Regions from separate parts of the Homo sapiens genome. Here region 1 is linked to region 2. A link is a contact called in ENCODE Hi-C or POLR2A ChIA-PET data. All regions are on one chromosome and are shown on one strand. The core of a region is the stretch at or near the end of the contact, and the rest is flanking DNA. Distances in the headings are between cores, read along the strand shown. Region 1 overlaps LINC02520 (long intergenic non-protein coding RNA 2520). Region 2 holds the start of BTBD9 (BTB domain containing 9).

What was found. Hi-C counts contacts between places; a loop is a spot of excess contacts on that map. ChIA-PET counts read pairs that join two places held with the same protein, here RNA polymerase II (POLR2A). Pooled maps may share reads with other maps.
Region 1: a loop to region 2 is called in a pooled map, with 5 times the contacts of the local background. The contact joins the enhancer-like site here to the promoter of BTBD9 in region 2. A Hi-C loop is called at or near these places in 5 of 50 pooled maps. POLR2A ChIA-PET finds 5 or more read pairs at or near these places in 2 of 52 experiments (CD4-positive, alpha-beta T cell and T-cell).

The regions. Positions count from the first base shown.
Region 1 is chr6:37,515,399-37,520,723 of GRCh38, forward strand. The region is part of intron 1 of LINC02520 (long intergenic non-protein coding RNA 2520); the gene reads left to right. Among named protein-coding and RNA genes, the nearest start is that of LINC02520, 11 kb to the left of the region's middle. RefSeq lists enhancers at 1-709, 710-1,494, 1,367-1,416, 1,507-1,886 and a silencer at 4,161-4,332. Within about 2 kb of position 1,298, at least 20 of the 41 ENCODE cell types and tissues checked have a DNase peak (open chromatin) inside an H3K27ac peak, as active enhancers do; they include CD4-positive, alpha-beta T cell, where a contact is called at or near this core.
Region 2 is chr6:38,638,546-38,643,113 of GRCh38, forward strand. BTBD9 (BTB domain containing 9) reads right to left here and starts at 1,384. Exons shown (of 11, transcript NM_001099272.2): 1 at 1,255-1,384. LOC105375044 (a long non-coding RNA gene) reads left to right here and starts at 1,850. Exons shown (of 3, transcript XR_926767.4): 1 at 1,850-1,939. RefSeq lists a silencer at 1,047-1,246 and enhancers at 1,346-1,846, 1,647-1,726.

The DNA.
Region 1 (5,325 bases), core at 48-2,547, 1.1 Mb before region 2:
TCATGGCCAGAATTCTCCAAGCGTCCTGGGGTGTTTGGGGCTGGCTGGCATCTTCCCTTGCTTTTTTTTTTTTTTTTTTTTTTGAGATAGAGTCTCACTCTGTTGCCCAGGCTAGAGTGCCATGGCACGATCTCAGCTCACTGCAACCTCTGCCTCCCAGGTTCAAGCAATTCTCCTGCCTCAGCCTCCCGGGTAGCTGGGACTATAGTGCACACCACCAAGCCCGGCTAATTTTTGTATTTTTAGTAGAGACGGGGTTTTGCCTTGTTGACCAGACTGGTCTCGAACTCCTGGGCTCAAGTGTTCTGCCTGCCTTGGCCTCTCACAGTGCTGGGATTACAGGCGTGAGCCACCATGCCCGGCAGCATCCTCCCTTCTTTCTGCAGTGTTTGCTGAGAGCTCTAGCAGCCTGATGAGCCCCCTCCCTGTGGGCTGGAAAAGAAAGTGTGGACCCTGGCTCATCAGCAGCATGAGATATGGGATGCAGCAGGGTGACGCTTGAGAGGCCTGCTTCCCCAGCTGCTGGGCACCATTCGTGCCCACCCGGTGGGGGAGAGCCTGCGGGTCATGGGCCTAGCGACAGCCTAGCATCAGAAGGCCCTGAGCAGACTGATCTCCGTCGCCTCACAAGACAGGTCACTTCCCTCCTGAGCTTCCAAGCCTTTACCTGAGCTGTTTTCTTGTCCCTTAAGTCTGTTGGTATTGAAGTCTGGGCGGCCTGACAGCCCTGGCAGGCAGCCCAGAGGCCAGCGCCCCAGGCAGACACTCTCTCTGCCTTATTTATGCAGCTTCGCGGCCGCTGCGATTGGGTGGCATTTGTGAGCACAAAAGAGAAGACTCGGGCATTCAGAAGGCCCTTTCAGCAAAGGGCGCCACAGGCCTGCTGGCTGGAAATTCTCCTGAGATCGGTTGGAGTCTATTTGCAGGCATGCAGGCATTTCTGTTTGCTTCCTGACCCTGGCCTCCTGGGCACTGGGGCGGGGAGGGGCAGGCCTCTGCATTCGGGGACAGGAAGGAGGGGGTTGGCACAGAGGTTTCTGCCAGAGCCTCCCTGCCTGGAGGACCTGGCCTTGTGGTCTTCCCCAGGCCCATGTGCCCTGCTTGCCTGCTCTCTCACCAACAGGGTGATGAGGTGGCATCCACTGGGGTCAGTCCTGTGCCACCTGGCCTCCCCCTCCCTGCCTCTGCAGCCCGCTGAGAAGTGAACAGAAGCTGCTGCAGTGTGGCTGGGAGTCAGCTAGGAAGGGCCAACCCCCTTAACTGGTGCCCCACGTGACTGAGGCTCCTTGGTCACATCATGATCTGTGGTACCCAGATCAAAGGTCCTGCCAGCAGTGCACCAAGCCCTCCTCTTGGCAGGAAGCAGCAGACTAGAGCAAGTGAGGGAGAGTCGAAGCTGGCGGGGGGGTTTTCCCAGACAACAGCCTGTCCCGTGCTGCTCCCTGCCAGCCCCAAATCAGGAGTCCCCCCACCCCCGCACCACCGTGTTTCTAGTCCTGAGAGTGATGGGCTGGGGGATGGAGCCTCTGAAAATTCCACGAAGGTATGGTGCCCGGTCCAGGCATGCCCTGTGGCCGTCTGTTGTTGATTTTTAAATCTGTTCACCCGGGAGTCCTAGTTCAGCTCAGCAGACAGCAGTATTTGCTTATTAATTTGTTTATTGATTTACTGGGCTGTACTTGGGGCTTCTCCCGGGAAGGACTCCAGACGCGCTGTGCCGCCCAGCATCCAGCCATCCGTCAGACTCAGGTTTGAGCTTAAGATGCCACAAGGCCTGCAGCGGGCAGACCTAGAGACAGTGCAAAACTCCCGGAGGATGGACTGGGCCATGGGGCACTGGAGAGACTGAGGGCAGTCGGGGAGGAGGGAGGCTGCCTGCAGCAGCTGCAGGACACAGGCACGCGGTACCGTGTGGGAATGGCGCCCCTGGAGTTGTGCAACTGGGCACTCCTGGTTTGGGCCTCTCCCTATAGAGCAAGGGTAACAGATGTCTTCTCAGGAGAGGCCCTTCTCTGTCTCAGATCGTATTTAAGAGGCCTCCTTCCAGAGGCAGGGGATGGAGGAGAAAACCAGTCCAAGGTCTTCGGTGCCCCAGAGGCTCAGATTCATGTCTTCGGATGGGTTTTCCAACGTGCCAGGATTAAGTAAGGCGAGGGGTGTTTCTAGCAACAATTCTCTCAGCTCTTGCATAATAATGCTACATTTTTTTTAAAAACCTCTGAGGACACGTCTGTGGCTTTGTCGCCTTTCTGAGGCATATGCTGACTACAGATTGTGGCAGCAGGATGGAGGGGAGGGGAGGAGAAGCGAGAGGAGGCCGCAGTGTCAGAACAGAATTCTGTCACGGATGTAGAAAGAGCCTTGCCTGAGGACTTGTAAGAGCGAGGTGGCTATGAATGTGGACTTGGCATGAGGCAGACCTGGCGTGAATCCTGGCTCCCTCATTTATGAGCTGGGCAATCTCAGGCAAGTTACTTACCCTTTCTGTGCTTCATCTCATCCATAAAGTGAGAGTCAGCTTGTCAGCCTCATAGGACTGATGTGAGGGTTATAGACGAGACAATGTAAGAAACACATTAGTATATAATTAGTTGCTACCTCCTTATCACACATGTAAGATGGGTGATGTGATGCTTCCTGACGGAACTCTCATCCCTGAAATGAAAAGAGGGCCATGTCTGAGTAAACCCAAGGCTTCCCTTTTCAGATCCGCCTTTCTCTTTGGCTGCTCTGGACTTCCCTGGGCCTCCCTGGTGCTGTTATGTTTCCCTTTCCCTCCATGTCCAATATTAAAACCTCCTGATAGGTCTACAAGCCAGCATGGATGAACAGGAGGCCTTGGAGGATGCTGGGTGTGGACATGGGTGCTCAGGTCAGGAGAGGGAAGGGGCGGTGGGTGCCCTCAAACCCCGCTGCCTTGTGAGAGTGGAGCATGCAGGCTGAGGAGTCCCACTGCCCAGGCTCCACTCCTAGCCCTGCTGGGCACTGCCGTGCATCCTTGAGCAAGCAGCCTAATCTCCCTGTGCCTGGTTTCTGTATCTGTGTAAGGAGGCTATGATAGTACTGCACTTAGCTCGGAGGGTCGTGAGGGTAAGCCAGCTAATGCGTGTTACACACTTAAAATATGAAGCACCCAGTATAGTTCCAAGTCCTCCCCAACATCTGCCATCATTCCTACCCCCTCCCTGAGCACACCACACTCTAGCCATGTCCAGTCGTGGCCTCTTTGCCTTTGCACTTGCTGTTCCTTACCCAGGAACGTTCTTCCTCCCAACCTGTCTAAGTCTTTCTCATCATTCAGAGCTTTGTTCCACTCACTTTGGAAAAATCTTTCTCAGTCCCTTGGGATAAAATTTACCCCCCCCCCCCCCGCCGAACTCCCCAACTCTCTGCATGTATCTATCTCAGTTATAGCACTGTCTTCCCTTTCCCTCCACCTCCCACCAAAGGCCTCCCCATTCTTCGGGACTTGATGTAGATATCACTCCCTCCAGGAAGTCTTCCTAGATCCCCTCCCACTGTTCCCTCCCCTGCGTTTCCTCCCACAATACTCTGTGTCTACACATCCTCACCACACTCTGATGGATGGGTTGGTCTCTTTCTTTGTGTGCCTCCCCCAGCGGATTGTGAGCTTCTAGTGATGCGTCTGTATCAGTTAGCTTTAGCATGAGCTGTAGGTCATGAGTAGTACAACTCCAAATATTGGCTCATGCAATTTAGCAGTTTTATTCTTCTTTCGAAAGTCTGCAGTCTGGGGCTGGTTGGTGGCTTGGTTTGATATGGTCCTCTGAGGCCCAGACTCCTATTGTCTTGTTGTTCTGTGAGGGGTGACTTCCGTCTCCTCACAGTCCAATGTGGCTGCTTTAATTTCAGCCATTTCATCTACTTTTCAGTCACCTGGGGGAAGAGTGAGTGCCAGCCATCCCTTAAGGAGTTTCAGAAGCTAGCACTTGACACTTCGCACTGTATTGGTCTGAATTTAGTGAAAGGGCTATGTCTAGCTGCAAGAGAGGCTGAGAAATCTAGTCTTTATTCTGTATGGCTATGTGCCTGGCCAAGAATTCCAGGAATAGGGAAGAAGGGGAGAGTGGAATGGGGGCAACCAGTAGTCTCTGCCATAGGGCCCTTGCCGCATTCATCCCTATGTTGTGCCCAAGCCACCCCATAGCACATTACCTGGCACATAGTAAACACTCCATGTTTGCAGAAAGAAAGGCCTGTATTGACAGTTATAGCACATGCGTTTGCCTCCTTGACTGGAGTAGGTGTGTGGCGGCTGCTGATTGATCCATGTGTTCGCCTCCCCAGTTCACTCATTCAACAAATATTTGTGCTTCCTATGCACTGGATGTTGTTCTAGATACAGGGATGAAGCCATGAATAAAAGAGGTAGAAGTCTGTACCCTGGGGCTCACATTCCAGTGGCTTCTATAGTGATAGCAAGCACTGCTCGGCCAGGTGAGGTGGCTCACGCCTGTAATCCCAGCACTTTGGGAGGCTGAGGCAGGCAGATCACCGGAGGTCAGGAGTTCGAGACCAGGCTGGCCGACATGACGAAACCCTGTCTCTACTAAAAATACAAAAATTAGCTGGGCGTGGTGGTGGGCACCTGTAATCCCAGCTACTTGGGAGGCTGAGGCAGGAGAATTGCTTGATCCCGGGAGGTGGAGGTTGCAGTGAGTTGAGATCGTGCCATTGCACTCCAGCCTAGGCAACAGAGTGAGACTCGGTCTCAAAAAAAAAAAAAAAAAAAAGCAAGCACTCTTCGCAGTACTTTCTTTCTTCATTAAAAAAAACAAATTGAAACAGGATCTTTCTCTGTTCCCCAGGCTGGAGTGCAGTGGTGCAATCCCAACTCACTGCAACCTTAACCCTCAAGGCTCAAGCGATCCTCCTGCCTCAGCCTCTCGAGTAGCTGGGACCACAGGTGTGCACCACCACACCCGGCTAATTTTTTGATTTTTTTTTTTTTTTTGAGACGGAGTCTTGCTCTGTCGCCCAGGCTGGAGTGCAATGGCGTGATCTCAGCTCACTGCAACCTCTACCTCCCGGGTTCAAGCAATTCTTCTGCCTCAGCCTCCCAAGTATCTGGTACTACAGGCATGTGCCACCACACCCGGCTAATTTTTTGTATTTTTAGTAGAGATGGGGTTTCACCGTGTTAGCCAAGATGGTCTCGATCTTCCGATCTCGTGATCTGCCCGCCTCGGCCTCCCAAAGTGCTGGGATTACAGGCGTGAGCCACTGTGCCCAGCCAATTTTTTTATTTTTTGTAGACATGAAGGTCTCGCCCTCATCTCCACAGGTTGCCCAGGCTGGTCTCGA
Region 2 (4,568 bases), core at 134-2,633:
TGTCCTAAAAGCTATTACAGTGGAGGGAGGAAGACACTTTGAATTCCGAGTAATCTAATAAGTGTTACAAAGCAAGGTTATTACTGGTTCCAAGAGGTAACATACTTTACAGATTCTCAGTTATGAAACAGAATCATAGAATTTTAGACCTAAATGAGAACCTTGAACTTATTTTCCTCTATCCTCTTACACAAAACATTAGATTTCAGTACAGCCTATCTTTTCACTGGTTCTACAAATTGCCTTAATCAACAGAAAGAAAAGACTGGCTTCTTCCCTGTCTCCAATATTCCTCGCTCCCAAGTATGGTAACCACAACCCCTATACATCTACCCATGATAGAGTCCAGAGCACTGAGAAGACAGCACAGGGCTGAGGATGAGCTACACCTTTACATGCTGGGTTCTCCCATCATCAACACTTTCCGCCCACACAGTGAACAGAATCCGTATTTTCTGCCCAGAAAATAGCAGCCTGTACTGCCTTTAGGAAAAACAAACAAAACATGCTTCCATACTTCCTTGGATCTACTAATGACAAAAGCACAACACGGTTCTGGGAAATATAGCAAGATAACTAAGTCTATGAGGAAGTAAGAAATGAGGATGCCTATCAGCACCTTGGTCTCAAAATCTGTAACAACAATGTACTAAAACGCCAAGGAAACACATGCACATACATGTGAAGTTAGAAACTCTAGGCAACAGGTTGGCTGCCCCGGATCTATACTGACAGGTCGCCCTCCCAAGGTCGTGGGTGTGTCTGATGCCGCACGCAGGCACTGATTCACAACTCTCTCCATAACAACCAGCTCCTACTCAGAGGCTGGCCAGGGCAGGGGAGATGAGGGCCCCAGCAGTCCCAAACTTTCCAAACCCCCACCCCGGGGTCCCGGGTTTCGCCTCCTCAGTCCCAGGCAACGTCGTCTCAGACAGGATACGAGACTGCTAGGGAACCTGGGCTGCCCCTGATTCGAACTCCTCTCTTTGGGAGGCTGGTAGAGCCACCCCGAATCCCCGAAACGTCTACTTCCCACTACACCTTCGTGGACTGCGAACGGGACGGCTACCGCTCTCCCAGAGCACCCGGGCCCAAGAAATGACCCTCGTCAGGCCCCGTCCCAGCTCCTCCCCCGCCCCCGGAAAAAGCGGCGGAGGGGCGGGGGGCGGTGCGCGCGGATACGGCGGGGGCGCGCGTCCCCGCGCCGCAGGTGCGGCCAGGCCCCACCTCCCCTGCAAGGACCCGGCTACTCACCCCAGCGATGCTCCTCTGAGACCAAGCTGCGACACAGACGCCTCTTCCGCCCGCTCCGCACCCCTCTCTGCGCCACCGCCCCCTTGGCCGCTTCCGTGGCCGCCGTCCTCGCCGCCGCCCCGGCTGCTGCGGCGCGCGTCCGCTTTCACGCACTCCGCCGTGGCCGCGCACGCGCCACTGCGCGCTGGCGTCACTTAGCAACCGATCGACAGCGGGCTGCTGGGTCCGGCGATGCAGGCCCAGAAAGTCGCCTAAGGCAGCTTCCGCGGCTTTTTCGCATCGGCCCGACCCTCTGCCCCTCCAGAACAGGGGGCCCCAGGGTGTGGCTGCCCTGCCGGCACCTGGCTCCGGGTAAGTCGAGTCACCACACGTCACTGTATGGCGTCACCGGCGCACGTCACTACGGATGAGAAGGTCCTGGGCGCCTGTGGAGTGACCTCGTCCAGACCGCCGCAGACCCGATCGGCAAGTTCTTGGAGGTGCAGGAAGGTTCTCCAAGGAGTAGGACCAGAAAGGGATGAGAGCGCGAGCGCGGTTAATGTCGAGGCTGCTAAGTGATGCTCGTTAATTTCGCAGCAGGGTGTGACTGGCCCAGCCTTGACTCTCAGTTTCCTCTCTCAGTAAATGGGCATAATAATACCGGTCCAGCCTACGCTGGAGAATTGTGAGGTGAAAATGAAATAAGGTATGCAAAGGTACTTTGTAAGTATAAAGCCCATTTGACTTGGTGGCTCAAGCCTGTAATCCCAGCACTTTGGGAGGCCGAGGTGGGCGGATCGCTTGAGCTCAGGAGTTCGACACCAGCCTGGGTAACATAGTGAAACCCCGTCTCTACAAAAAAGACAAAAACTAAATGGGCATGTTGGCGCGCGCCTGTAGTCACAAATGCTCGGGGGGCTGAGGTGGGAGGATCGCTTGAACCTGGGGAGTTCAAGATTGCAGTGAACCGTGATCGCGCCGCTGCACTCCAGCCTCTGCAGTGAGAGCAAGACACTGTCTCAAAAAAATGTATTTATCTATCTACATAGATAAGAGTCCTAGAAATCCGGGTGCAGGTCTGACTGTAGCTGGTGTAGGAAAGTCAGTTATCCCCGACGCTGGAGCAAGCTAGGGGACCGCCCTTGCAGTTGTTGGAGGAGACAAATTGGGAAGGACTTAATTCCGGGCAAAGGAAGCTTCATGAGTAAAAGTAGAAAGTGAAAATGGTCAGGAAAAGCAAGGCTTGGGGCAGGGAGACCCATTTTTAGGCCATTGCAGTACTCCAGACAAGTGATAAGAACATTAAACAAGGCATTGGCAGTGGGAATAGAGGAGGGGATAGATGTTAGCGCCATTAAGGTGGTAGAATTCACAGCACTGAGTGCGGATAAATGAGTAGGCCAGGTTTCTAGCATGAGTGCTGAGGTAGACAGTGGTAACATTTAGCAAGATGGCAAGCTACATGAGTCTTGATTATCCACAAGTGTCTAAGTTACTATTATAGATAGTGATGGTGACATTTCTTAGGAGGATGACCAGATATGTGGAGTATGATGATGAGTTCAAATATGGATATGTTTGTTAGGGAAACATTTACTCTCCATTCACAATGTCTTTCTTCCATATGGAATGATATCCATTAGTGTAATACTCTCCTGGTTTCTCTTATACCTGTCTGCAACTCACTCTTGCCTAGAGGAGTGACTTCCTGATTGGTGAACTTAAATGGGAGAAACTGGACATGTGGCATCTATCCCATTCTTTTTCTCTTAAAAGATAACTATCTTCAGGGAACTGTCCTGGTGTTCTTTTCCGTTTCTTCTGGAGCAGGGCCTGTGGGTAGGGACAAGGGTGCCTAGTCCAGGGCTACAAAGAGAGTATATGTATTTAATTCCAGAGTTTGGCATTAGGAAGCTGTCTGTCCACAGATAATATTTAATACCAGCTTTGTCAGCTGTGTTACACAGAATAATGATCCCCCCCAACCAAAAAAAAAAGGATGACCACACCCTAATACTCAGAACCCATGAATATGTTATATTATGTGGCAAAAGGGACTTTGCAGATATGATTAAATGATGTATCTAGGGAGATTATCCTGGATTGTCTGACTGGGCTGGAGGCAGGAGGGTCAGAGTCAGAGAAGGAGATGTGATGATGGAAGCAGAGGTCAGACAGAGATTTGAAGATGCTATACTGTTGGCTTTGAAGATGGACCCAAGAAACGCAAGCAAATTGTAGATGCGGGAGAAGGCAAGGAAATGGATTCTTCTCTAGCACCCTAAGAACACAGCCCTGCCAACACCTTGATTTTAGGACTTCTGACTTCTAGAACTGCGAGATAAGAAACTTGTATGTTTTAAGGTACCAAGTTTGTGCTAACTTGTTACAACAGCAATAGGAAACTGATACAGTCAGTAATAAAGATAATAGTTGGTTTCCTGCAGCTTTCTCCATTACCTGGAAAAGAAGGGTACAATTCAGTAGGTCCCCTCAGAGACTATAGCAATATGACTGTGACCTGATGGAACCTCCACATCTAGAGAAAAATGTCCAATAAACACTCAAACTGTACAGGTCTATGAATGAGGAAAGAGGTTGAGTTAAAATAGATTTGGAAGAAATAAATTAATAATTGGTAATTTAAGCCCGAGGCATGGATGAGATCAATCAGGGAGAAAATACAGAAGACATAATAAGGAGAGGCAAGGATAGGGCCCCTGGAGAGCACTAACTTTAAAAGGAGGTGCAGATGATCAGAAGCCCAAAAAGAAGTCTGAGGAAGAATGGCCAGAGAGAGAAAAGGAGAACTAGGTGAGCCTAATGCCTCTGAAGCCAAGCAAGCAAGATGGAGAGGGGTCAACAGAGTCAGAGACCACAAAAAGGCCAAGTATATCAAGAACTGGAAAGCATTCACTGGATTTAGCAACAGAAAAGTGATTGGTAACCAACAATAGCAAACTTCAGTGGGATAGTGGAGATAGATACCAAATCACTGAGATCTGAAAGGCAGATCAATATAGTGGATTGGCCTCTAGACTAGTTTGATGGGAGTTTTGAGATTCTAGTCTTGATTCTGGCCATTAACTAGCTAGATAACTTTGAACAAATCCCTCAACTACTCCAGGCTTTGGTTTTCGCATCTGGCAAAGGATGAGATCAAGCTGAGTCTATGATTTTCTCATTAATTCCTAGATAATCCCCCCAGTTTTATTTTTTTATTTTTTGTCATATCTGATTCAATACTTTTATTTATTTTTATTTTTTATTTTTGAGACAGCATCTTGCTCTGTTGCCCAGTGTGGAGTGCAGTGGTACAATCTTGGCTCACTGCA